2 separate regions of the Homo sapiens genome follow, and region 2 is linked to region 1. A link is a loop called in an ENCODE intact Hi-C map of the cell type or tissue named here. Cell type or tissue: heart right ventricle. All regions are shown on one strand. Each heading gives the region's core, and the rest is flanking DNA. Links, peaks and the distances in the headings are about the cores only.

Region 1 (5,377 bases), core at 251-5,250:
CAAGGTCAGGAGATTGAGACCATCCTGGCTAACACGGTGAAACCCCGTCTCTACTAAAAATACAAAAAAATTAGCCAGGTGTGGTGGCGGGCACCTGTAGTCCCAGCTACTAGGAGGCTGAGGCAGGAGAATGGCGTGAACCCAGGAGGCGGAGCTTGCAGTGAGCCGAGATCGCGTCACTGCACTCCAGCCTGGGTGACAGAGCGAGACTCCATCTCAAAAAAAGAAAAGAATAAAATAAAAATAAAAATACAAAAGTTAGGTGAGTGTGGTGGCGGGCGCCTATAATTCCAGTTACTGGGGAGGCTGGGGCAGGAGAATTGCTGGGAGGCAGAGGTTGCAGTGAGCTAAGATCACACCACTGCACTCCAGCCTGGGAGACAGAGCAAGACTGTCTCAAAAAAAGAACAGAAAAGAAAGCAGCAGCCTTTCCTTCACACAGTAAGGCACTGCCTAAATACTCCTGACCACTAGGTACTAGTCAAGTTCTGTTAATGCTGCGGTGTTATTGTCAAAATAGACACTAATTTGAGTAAGATCCTTACCATACACTGCACAACTGCAGAGCATTAATTTAAGATCAAAATATTCCGAAATCTCCGTGTGTGCGCTCCCCAACAAAACCCCATTCTACGTCCCCCGGCAGGGTGCTGGCCTCTCTAAAAACTATGTGGGAGGAGACAGTCATCCTGCATGATGTGTGGCCACCAAAAACCTTCAAACCCCAGAGGGCAGGATTCACACTCTGGTGCTCAGTGGCTGCATGGATAAAAGGTAATGCGTCTTCCTAGATATTTTTACATTGTAGAAAAGAGCAATTCATAACCAAAAGGAGTAATCTCTAATGCTAAAATTTCAGGCACCAACAATTGGACGAGAAAACTGGCTTTAAGAGACCCCTCGGATCACACCAAATTGGCAATCATCATCTACCTTTCCTTTTTTTTTTTTTTTTTTAAAGACAGTCTCACTCTGTCGGCCAGGGTGGAGCGCAGTGGTGCCATCTTGGCTCACTGCAACCTCTGCCTCCCGGAATCAAGCAATTCTCCTGCCTCAGCTTCCCAAGTACCTGGGACTACAGACGCGCGCCACCATGCCCGGCTAATTTTTTGAATTTTTAGCAGCGGCAGGGTTTCGCCATGTTAGCTAGGCTAGTCTAGAACTCCTGAAATTAAGTGATCCGCCTGCCTCGGTCTTCCAAAGGGCTGGGATTACAGGCGTGACCCACTGCGCCCAGCCGTAACCAACACTCTTAGCCTCGTTCTTCCACTTCCCCACCCTCTTAGCAAAGGAATTCGAGCTCCCTTCTCCTTACCAGCCCTGCAGAAAGGATGCAGATGGAGTTCAGGATGTCTGGAGTTCAGGCAACCTGAATTCAAGCCCCAGTGCCACCTCCTACCGCCTGTATCACCTGCCCAAGTTACCTGACCTCTCTGTGCCCGTTTCCTCACTACCAAATACAGGGGGCACAGAGTTGTTCAGATGATTAAAATGAAATGCGCATAACACAGAGCGGGCCCTGGCAGATCGTTAAAACTCAAAAAATGTTAGCCGCAATGATTATCACCCAGCCTCCTCTCCTCGGTTTCGTTGCTGGTTGTTTTTTTTTTGGTTTGTTTTTTGTTTTTTGAGATGTTGTTTCGCTCTTGTTGCCTAGGCTGGAGTGCAATGGCCCGATCTCGGCTCACCGCAACCTCCAAAGCGATTCTCCTGCTTCAGACTCCCGAGTAGCTGGGATTACAGGCGCCCGCCACCACCCCCGGCTAATTTTGTAATTTTAGTAGAGACGGGGTTTCTCCATGTTGGTCAGGCTGGTCTCGAACTCCCGACCTCAGGTGATTCGCCCGCCTCGGCCTCCCAAAGTGTTGGGCTTACGGGCGTGAGCCACCGCGCCCGGCCTGCTGTTCGGTTTTCTAAGCGCTAAGCTAACCCAACTCAAAAAATAGTCTCTAAACTCTCCATGCATTTTCCAATACGGTAGCGAAGAGCGGCATGCAGCTACACAAACAGAAATAAATTACACTTAAAAATTCAGTTATTCATCTGCACTAGCCACATTTCAAGCGTTCTGAGCCACACGCGGCCAGTGGCAGATAGAGAACTTTCCATCCTCGCTAGAAATGGCCGAAGAAGGGCCTGGGACGCTCGGCCGGGTTGCAGCCGCGGGTCAGGCGGTCCCTGAGGCGCAGAGGCCCGAAAGGAGCCTCCGGCAGCGCAAGCCTCAGGGATCGCCTACACAGGGGACCCGGCGGGCGGGAGCCCTGAATCTCTGGAAGACCCGCAGGTCACAGGGGCGCGGGGCTGCCTTACTGCGGAGGTCGCGGAAAGACATAACGCTCAGGTCCCCAGGAGCCCAGGGTCGCAACTGCTCGCCCCTCAGCGATCACAGGCCCAGCGCTCGACGATCTCTATGGCAACCAATGGACCCTTGGACGGCGCACGGTCAGGGACAAACAAAAAGCGAAGCGAAGACGCGGCGGCACGTGCATACGCACGGGGAGAGCGGGCCGGCAGAGAGCGCTCCTGAGACGCCGAGGGCAGAGGGCGTGGCGATACCGGCGTCTATGAGGGCTGCAAGCTTCCCAGCTTCTGGGCGTCTGTTTACACGCTTTGCGGACGTTTCGCGCTGGGTGACAGGTTCTGAGTACCTACTACGTGCTTGATATTGCGCTAGGCGCTTTCCATATTGCTTATTTCCCCCTCATTTCTATAAAGAATGCACGATGCTTGGCTGGGCGCGGGGGCTCACGCCTACAATCCCAGCACTTTGGGATGCCGAGGCGGGCGGATCACTTGAGGTCAGGAGTTCGAGACCAGCCTGGCCAACATGGCGAAACCCCGTCTCTACCAAAAAATACAAAAATTTGCCAAGCGTGGTGGCGCACACCTGTAATCCCAGCTACTCGGGAGGCTGAGGCAGAAGAATTACTTGAACCCGGCAGGCAGAGGTTGCAGTGAGCCGAGATCGCGCCACTGCCCTTCGGCCTGGCGACAGAGCGAGACTCTGTCTCAAAAAAAAAAAAAAAAAAAAAATGCACTATACTCAGGAAGCCCGCCTTCCCCCGTCCGAGGCACAGCGCGCTCCTCGTCGGAATCTGGTTGCCGAGCGGAGGACGGGATCACTGTGGGCGCCCAGAGGCAGGCCAGGCCTCGGTCTCGCGCACGCGCAGACGGCTCGGGCTGCACAACAGGCCGGAAAGGGGCCCTGAGCCGCTCGCGCCGCGCGGGTCCCGGCAGCCCTAGCCTCTGCATGGGGGCGCGAGGAGACGGCAGGAAGGGGCGGCCTCCACGTGTGAAATGGGGAGATGCCCCGCCAGGCGTGGCACAGCAGCCGGGTTTTGTAAGGTAGCTTGAGCAGGAACAAGGAAACAGCGTAGTGCACAAAGCGATTGGTTGGCATCAGGTTATTTCAGATGCATTTCTTTGGGTTAAAGCAGAGGGGGCTTCCTTATGCCAGCCTAGGTGGACAGGGCCCCTTTTGTTGGTTGCAGTGAATCTTCTGTGTTTTGGCAGACTGGCCTGTCTCTAAGTTCGCATTGATTACGTGGCACCTTGCACTAGCGATTCCATTCTGGTTTGGTCTGGTCCGTTGGTACCTTGTGCAGGAGCTCGCTCCAAAACAATGGCCTCCCATAAATGTTGCTTCACGTGTTATTAAGAAAAACAAAAGATAAGCCACAGTCTAGAAGAAAATATGCACAAAACACATATCTGATAAAGAGACGTGTATCCAGAATGTATCAAGAACTCTCAACACTCAATAATGAGAAACAGTCTAATTAGAGAATGGAGAAAACATTTTAAAAGCTACTTCACAAAAGAAGATATATGGATGGCTAATATGCAAATGAAGAGATGATCAAGGCTATTATTAGAGAAGTGCATATTAAAACCACAATGAGATATCACTATGAAGTTATTAAACTGGCTAAAATATCAGGTAACACGTTAAAAACCTAAAAATTAAATCTAGATAAAATGGCTAAAACAACAAAAAACTCTTGACAATGCCAAGGGCTTGAAAGGATGTTGATCAACTTGAACTTTTTTTTTTGAGATGGACTCTTGCTCTTGTTGCCCAGGCTGGAGTGCAGTGGCACAATCTCGGCTCACTGAAACCTCCGCCTCCAGGGTTCAAGCGATTTTCCTGCCTCAGCCTCCGGAGGAGCTGGGATTACAGACGCGCGCCACCGCGCCCAGCTAATTTTTGTATTTTGGGTAGAGACGGAGTTTCGCCATGTTGGCGTGAGTCACCGCACGCGGCCTGCATTTCCCTGATGATTAAAGATGTTGAACATCTTTTTACGTGTTTGATGACCATTTGTATATTTCCATTGGAAAAATGTCTATTCATTTTCTTTGCCCATTTCAAAATTGGGTTGAACATCCTTTTGTTTTTGAATTGTAAGTGTTCTTTATATATTCTGCCTATGAGACCCTTATCAGATATATGATTTGCCAATATTTTCTTCCATTTCATAGGTTGTCTTTTCACTTTTTTTTGTTGTTGTTGTTTGTTTGTTTGTTTGTTTGTTTTTTGAGATGGAGTCTCGCTCTGTTACCCAGTCTGGAGTGCCAGTGGTGCGATCTCGGCTCACTGCAAGCTCTGCCTCCTGGGTTTACGCCATTCTCCTGCCTCGGCCTCCCAAGTAGCTGGGACTACAGGCGCCCACCACCACACCCGGCTAATTTTTTTGTATTTTTAGTAGAGACGGGCTTTCACCGTGTTTGCCAGGATGGTCTGGATCTCCCGACCTCATGATCCGCCCGCCTATGTTGGCCAGGCTGGTCACAAACTCTTGACCTCAGGTGATCTGACCACCTGAGTGTCCCAAAGTGCTGGGATTACAGGTGTGAGCCACCATGCCCAGCCGTGTTTCTGATTTCTGAAGATTTGCTTTTCCAAGATTGTTGTGGTTATTTGGGCTCCCTTGTAATTTCACATGAATTTTAGGATTAGCTTTTCCATTTCTGCTTGTGATGCTTAATTTTGTGTGTCAACTTGACTGGGATGCCTGATAGCTGGTAAAACATTATTTTTCAGTGTGCTTGTGTAAGCGTTTCCAGAAGAGATTAGCATTTGAATTGCTAGACTGAGTAAAAAAAAAGAAGATTGCCCTCACCAGTGTGGTGGGCATCATCCAATCTGCTGGGTGCCCAATTATGACAAAAATGCAGAGGAGGGGTGAATTCACACTCTCTTCATGGGCTGGGACATCCTTCTTCCCGTGCCCTTGGACATTGGAGCTCCTGGTTCTTGGACTTCTGGACACCAGGACTTACACCAGCCCTCACCCCCACCCCTACCCAGATTCTCATGCTTTTGAACCCAGACTTAATTACAGCACCAGTTTTCCTGGTTCTCCAGCTTGCAGGC
Region 2 (5,377 bases), core at 190-5,189, 68 kb after region 1:
TTCTTGTCCCTCTAATCAGATGAGAGATTTCACACTTGGCAGAGTACAATACTGAAGGTCTTAACTGGGTTTTGGTTTTTTAAAAAACACCCATAACATTTCCTCTCCATCTCCAAAGAAAATGCATATAGAAAATTGTTAGATTTTAACCAAAATACTTGATAATATATAGATCTTTAGATATTGCTATTATAGATAAATACTGGAGCAAAATATTATTAAATGGTATGGTTATTAATGTTAAAGAACCACAGAATGTTGTAAATATAGATTCATATACAATTTCTCATTAAAGTCGATTGTATGCCTATCAGCAAAACAATATTTACATGGGTTTTGATTAGGATGGAAGAATGCTCTCATTCTATTTAAATAGACAGTATAAAAGTACAATATTTGCTAAAATTGAATTGTTGCTGGGAATTTTTGCTGGGAGAAAAGATAAAGGACTCTTGAGGACTAATTATATGGAAGGTAGCAGAAGGTGGTCCTACAGAACAGCAGATTGAGGACTAAATATACAAAAAATGCTGGCTACTCAGCTAAGCTCTTATTACTGAGTAGAGGCAGGAAGATACTGTTCAGGTGAGAGAAAAACTGAAACTAACAAAAACATCCCTAACCCAGAGAGAGTTTCTCTCTCTTTGTCATTCTTGTCTTGTTTCTTGTTTGCAGATCCACAGTTGAGACAATGTGCTGCTCTGTATGTCAAGGTCAGACTTTGGCTGTTTGTTTCTGATGTCTCCACTCTTAGGAGACAGGACACCAGCTTCCAGGTTTCTCTGAGGTGCTTTGAAATGTGTAGAAAGATAGTCTCCAGTTAGATTACTTATTAGGCAACTCTGAGATACCATGACCTTTGTTAAATAACAAGAACACCACCTCCTTGCTCTCCTGCTTCTGCCCTCAGTGGGAGAAACTGGCAGGAGCCTCATCAGCACATATCAGGGGCCCTAAGAGTTCAGTCAAAGATCTAATGAGTCACAGGATGGGGGATGAAATTGGGAAAGGTCTGGATTAGCAGAGTTGCTGCAGAAAGAAGTAGAGGGGAATATCTTAGAAGGCACTTGGACAGAATGGGGGTGATATAAAAGATGTATGCTGTCATTTTTGTTTTGGCTCCTAGAAAATATAGCAGAAAGTGAGAATTTGTGCCATACATCCTGTTCTGCACCTTAATATGGAAGTTTGCCTTTCCACACGAGTCTTCCTTCACAATTAACCTCTAATTTTTTTTTTTGCAGTTTTCTCCAGATTTTGGAAGATTACGACAAACTTCCTAAAAGATTAGAAAAAATAGCCCTTTTCAGAAACATTAACATACGTGTGGGTAGAACTAAAATGGCTTTTTGGTATAATACTGTTAATGATTAGTATGCAGAAAAAAATGAAAACCCCGGAAGTGTCAGTTACTGTGAAAGAGGCATATTTTCAGTTGTGCTTATTGTGCAGTTGTACTTAAATACATTTGCTAGATGTAATTCAAGCTGCTTTACCCCCAGGGAATTGAAGGAAAAGATATATCTGCTGGTGAGCTTCAGGCTTTTTATGATGATGGCATTTCACCCTTCTGTTTACAGTGTCAACTGATGGAGATAAATTCCATAAAATTGTCATTAACTCAGATACTAGCCTTCCATGTTAGGTGCTATTCACAAATACTGGATAAAAGTTAATATGGGAATGAAAAACTAAATGCAAGAGTTTATTGCTATGAATGATTGGTTAACTGCATTTTGCAGCATGGAAATCAACACACTATGAGAGTGAAAACTTTGTGCTGAATAAATTGACTCAGACAAATTTCTCCGTTTTTGTCGTTGATGCAGTGATGAAAATGTATATCCAACAGTTCCTTAACATGATTGCTGGAATAGTTAAACAGTCTTTTAAACAGTCGTCATTGATGAAAACAGCATTTTTCCAATGGAATTCAGATGTCAGCAGTTTACATTTTATAATTTAAGAAATTGTGGAATGTAGTTGTTTTGAATGAGGTCGACTCAGAATAGTTTTATTTAGAGCTTTGTTGCTACAGGTGGTAGTCTATTGACACCTCCTCATTTAACATAGAAAATGACTAACCCAATAATTCAGGGAGTTAAAACTCAAATGACATTTCACAGCAAATGCCATTTTGAGTCTTTGCCTCCTGAGTTTCCATATAATTAAGTGGCAATGTTCTAGTGACTGCAGCATAAGATGTCATACAATCTGAAACTGCAGAGTTTGATCAAAGTAATCTGCAATTTACTGCCTATGTGTACAAAGGGAGACATAGCAGGTTATAGTTTATATGAATAGTCTATTTTGAATGTTCATTAAACTTGTTATCCCTGTGGGATTTTAGTAGGAAAGTGTATTTGCTTTGACCATCTGTTTAACAAAATGATGTTCATTACATTAGAAGTGTATGTATTCATCTGGTTTAGTTTTGTAATTTAGAAGAGCTATTGATCTGATTCAAAGATAACCATTACCCATCTTTCCAAGGCCCATCTAAGTAGTACAGGTGTTTTGTCTTTTAAAATTGACAGTCCTCTTTGCATTAAGTCTGTAGGGGGGGAATACAATATAAATATTCTTCTGTGTAAACGTAAGAATGTGCTGTAATCTCCAGTTCCTTTGGATACCTCAGAATTCTATTTATTGTATACACTTATACTGTTTATTCAATGTTTTGGGTCTTACTCTTTTTGACGTATTCTCATCAGTCTTCACTCTAGTTTGCAAGCTCTGAAGTTATTGATTACGTCTAATGTGCAATTTGGCTTCTATTAAATGCTATTTTATGATGATGGCAATGAAGTGAACTTTTTAAAAAAAATACGTGGTTTTAGGTGGCAATCAGGTTAATTTTGAAGACTGTTAGGATTCTGGTTTAGAGACAGAGAGTGAAGGACTTCGTGCTACTTAATAAGGGAAGTAAAATCGCTTGCTCCCTGGAACTCAGCAGAAAATTCTGGGTCATTCTGGGAAGCTAGCGCTAGACCTCAATTTCCTTTCGTCTTTGCTGTACACAGAAGTACAGGGGCAAGGACCTCTGTCTTCACGGAGCAGCTACTGCCTGGCACGGGTTGCCACTTAAAGCTTGGATTCCGAGTAGCGGATGTGGTGAGTAGGACTCCCAGAAGACCTCGCGCGGCCTCAGGGAGATCCTGGGTCTCCAGCTTGGCCACCAACTGCACGGGTCAGCGGAAGTGTCAACGAGATGACTTGCGCTACAGCGGCACACTGGTGAGGAACCGGAAGCCACGAGCCGAGCCACTTCCGGTGCCCGCTTCCGGTAGCGCCTGCGCATTCCTGGGGCAAGTGGACTGTGGTGAACGGTGGAGATCCAGTGGTGGGGTTTGGCCATGTGCCTGGCCATATCCACTGCATATCGCTAGGTGATCTCCGTGTAAATCTAGCAGTACGGGTAAGAGTGTTTGCGGAGGAACTCCTCAGGTCTCTTCCTCCGCATCAGCAGGAGGGTATCATGGGTGTGACTGTCGGGCACTAACACGAATCTCCATCCCATGATTCTAGGCGTTAGGACTGGAGAAGCAGCTCCGGGCCACCGTCCCAGCTCTAATCTCACTTAGGCAATGCAGAGCTGTGGGCCTGACTACCACGTGTGTCTCTGGCTTGTTGAAATGGGCACTTTGTACATCTCACTTGTGCTGGGTAGAGTGTCTTTTCTTTAGAACCAGTACCAATCTCTTAGGCTTTTGGCATTCTCTGCAGCCAAATTCTAACATGCTTCTACTTAGCTGGAATGTACCCTCGGCTTACCTTTGGTAAATGGTATCTCCCCAGGTGAGCTTAGCCACTTCCATGGCTACAAAGACCTCATTTTAGGTCTAGCTCCAATTTCTTTTCTATGTACTCCAGATTCCTACATTCAGGTGCCTACAGGAGTCGTCTTTTAGATGTCTCTCAGGCATCAAAACACATGCCCTTAACTCATGCTTTTAGCCCCTGATCTGTTTGCCTCCAGTATGTGGGGCCACATCCATACAATTGCTCATGCTATCAACAAACACTCCCTCTTTCCTCTTGCTATGGCTTGAATATTTGTGTACCCTAAAAATTCATGTGTTGGAATTCTAACACTTAAACTGATGTTATTAGGAGGTGGGGACTTTGGCAGACCCCTCATGATTGGGATTAGTGTCCTTATAAAAGAGACTGCAGGCCGGGTGTGGTGGCTTACGTCTGTAATCCCAGTGCTTTGGGAGGCCAAGGTGTGAGAATTGCTTAAAGCCAGGAGTTCAAGACCGGCCTGGGAAACATAGCGACACGCCATCTTTTCAAAAAATTTATTTAGCCCGGTGTGGTGGCTGGTGCTTGTAGTCCTAGCTACTTGGGAGGCTGAGGCAGGAGGATTGCTTGAGCCCAGGAAGTTGAGGTTACAGTGAACTATGATTGGCCCACTGTACTCGAGCCTGTGAGGACCCAGCAAGAAGGTGCCATTGTGGAAATGGCCCTCACCAGACAATGAATCTGCCAGCACCTTGATCTGGGTTTCCTAGCCTCTAGAACTATGAGAAAAAAATTTCTGTTGTTTATAAACTACCTGGCTTATGGTAACTTTTTATAGAAGCCAGAACAGACTAAGACATCACATCCACTCAATCATCAAGTCTCATGGATTCTACCTCAAAAGTATCACCAAAACCTGAATGTTTCTGTCTCCCCTGTCCCCATCCTATCCAACAGTACTCACCTGGGTTACCTGAAAGAGCCCGCTGATGACTTTCATATCACACTTGTTCTCTGTCAACACAGCTAACACACTGCCATTTAATAAAAGAAGTATTAAAAAATGTTTGCTCCCTGAAACTCAGCAGAAAATTCCAGCATTATTGCGGGAAGACAACACTAGATGTTCATCTTTCCAGTCTTTGCTGCACAGAACTAGAGGGCCAGGTACCAGATGATTATGATGATTTCATCATCCAATTTGACACCTTCCATTGGCTTCCCATTGTCCTTAGGGACATTTAAATTTTCAACATGACCTTCCTAGTCATTACTTCCCTGCCAGTGTCAACTCCAGCTGTTCTTTTTCTCTTACCCCTCTCCAGCTACACTTTCTCTCAATTCATCAAACATACCAAGCTCTTTGAGAATTGTGCACATACTTTTCCTTTTACTTGGAACATCCCTTTCAATTCCTACATTCTTTGTTTTACCCTCCTTATAGCAATATGCTTGTAATTGAATATTAATTATGTAACTAATAAAATTTCATTGTCTCCATGGGAGGAGAGACCAGGAACATGGTAGATGCTTAAAATTATGCACTGATTGAAACTACTACGGCTCTGTCACTTTTATACCATTGGTTTCAGCTTAAAGACTGACAGAGGGCCGGGTGCAGTGGCTCATGCCT

The links. Hi-C counts contacts between places; a loop is a spot of excess contacts. Peaks named below come from ENCODE experiments on the same cell type or tissue, not always from the same donor. Only the 100,000 strongest peaks of a DNase experiment are listed, where the experiment ranks them.
Region 2: it touches region 1 in a loop (3-fold over the local background); 2 of 110 quality-filtered maps call a loop at or near these places.

Annotation. Positions count from the first base shown.
Region 1 is chr16:3,498,023-3,503,399 of GRCh38, reverse strand. It overlaps CLUAP1 (clusterin associated protein 1), which reads right to left and starts at 2,396. Exons shown (of 12, transcript NM_015041.3): 1 at 2,311-2,396. The coding sequence starts at 2,332. RefSeq lists enhancers at 620-1,136, 1,137-1,654, 2,162-2,541, 2,662-2,711. In heart right ventricle, for the core only: CTCF peaks have their summits at 2,308 and 2,512 (motif pointing right); DNase peaks (open chromatin) are centred at 2,489 and 3,188; H3K4me3 peaks cover 2,439 bases; H3K27ac peaks cover 1,348 bases.
Region 2 is chr16:3,429,841-3,435,217 of GRCh38, reverse strand. It overlaps ZNF597 (zinc finger protein 597), which reads left to right. Exons shown (of 4, transcript NM_152457.3): 4 at 1-2,804. Among named protein-coding and RNA genes, the nearest start is that of ZNF597, 11 kb to the left of the region's middle. RefSeq lists a silencer at 3,020-3,069 and enhancers at 3,330-3,499, 3,266-3,767. In heart right ventricle, for the core only: no CTCF peak of the experiment used is centred there; a DNase peak (open chromatin) is centred at 3,237; H3K4me3 peaks cover 1,030 bases.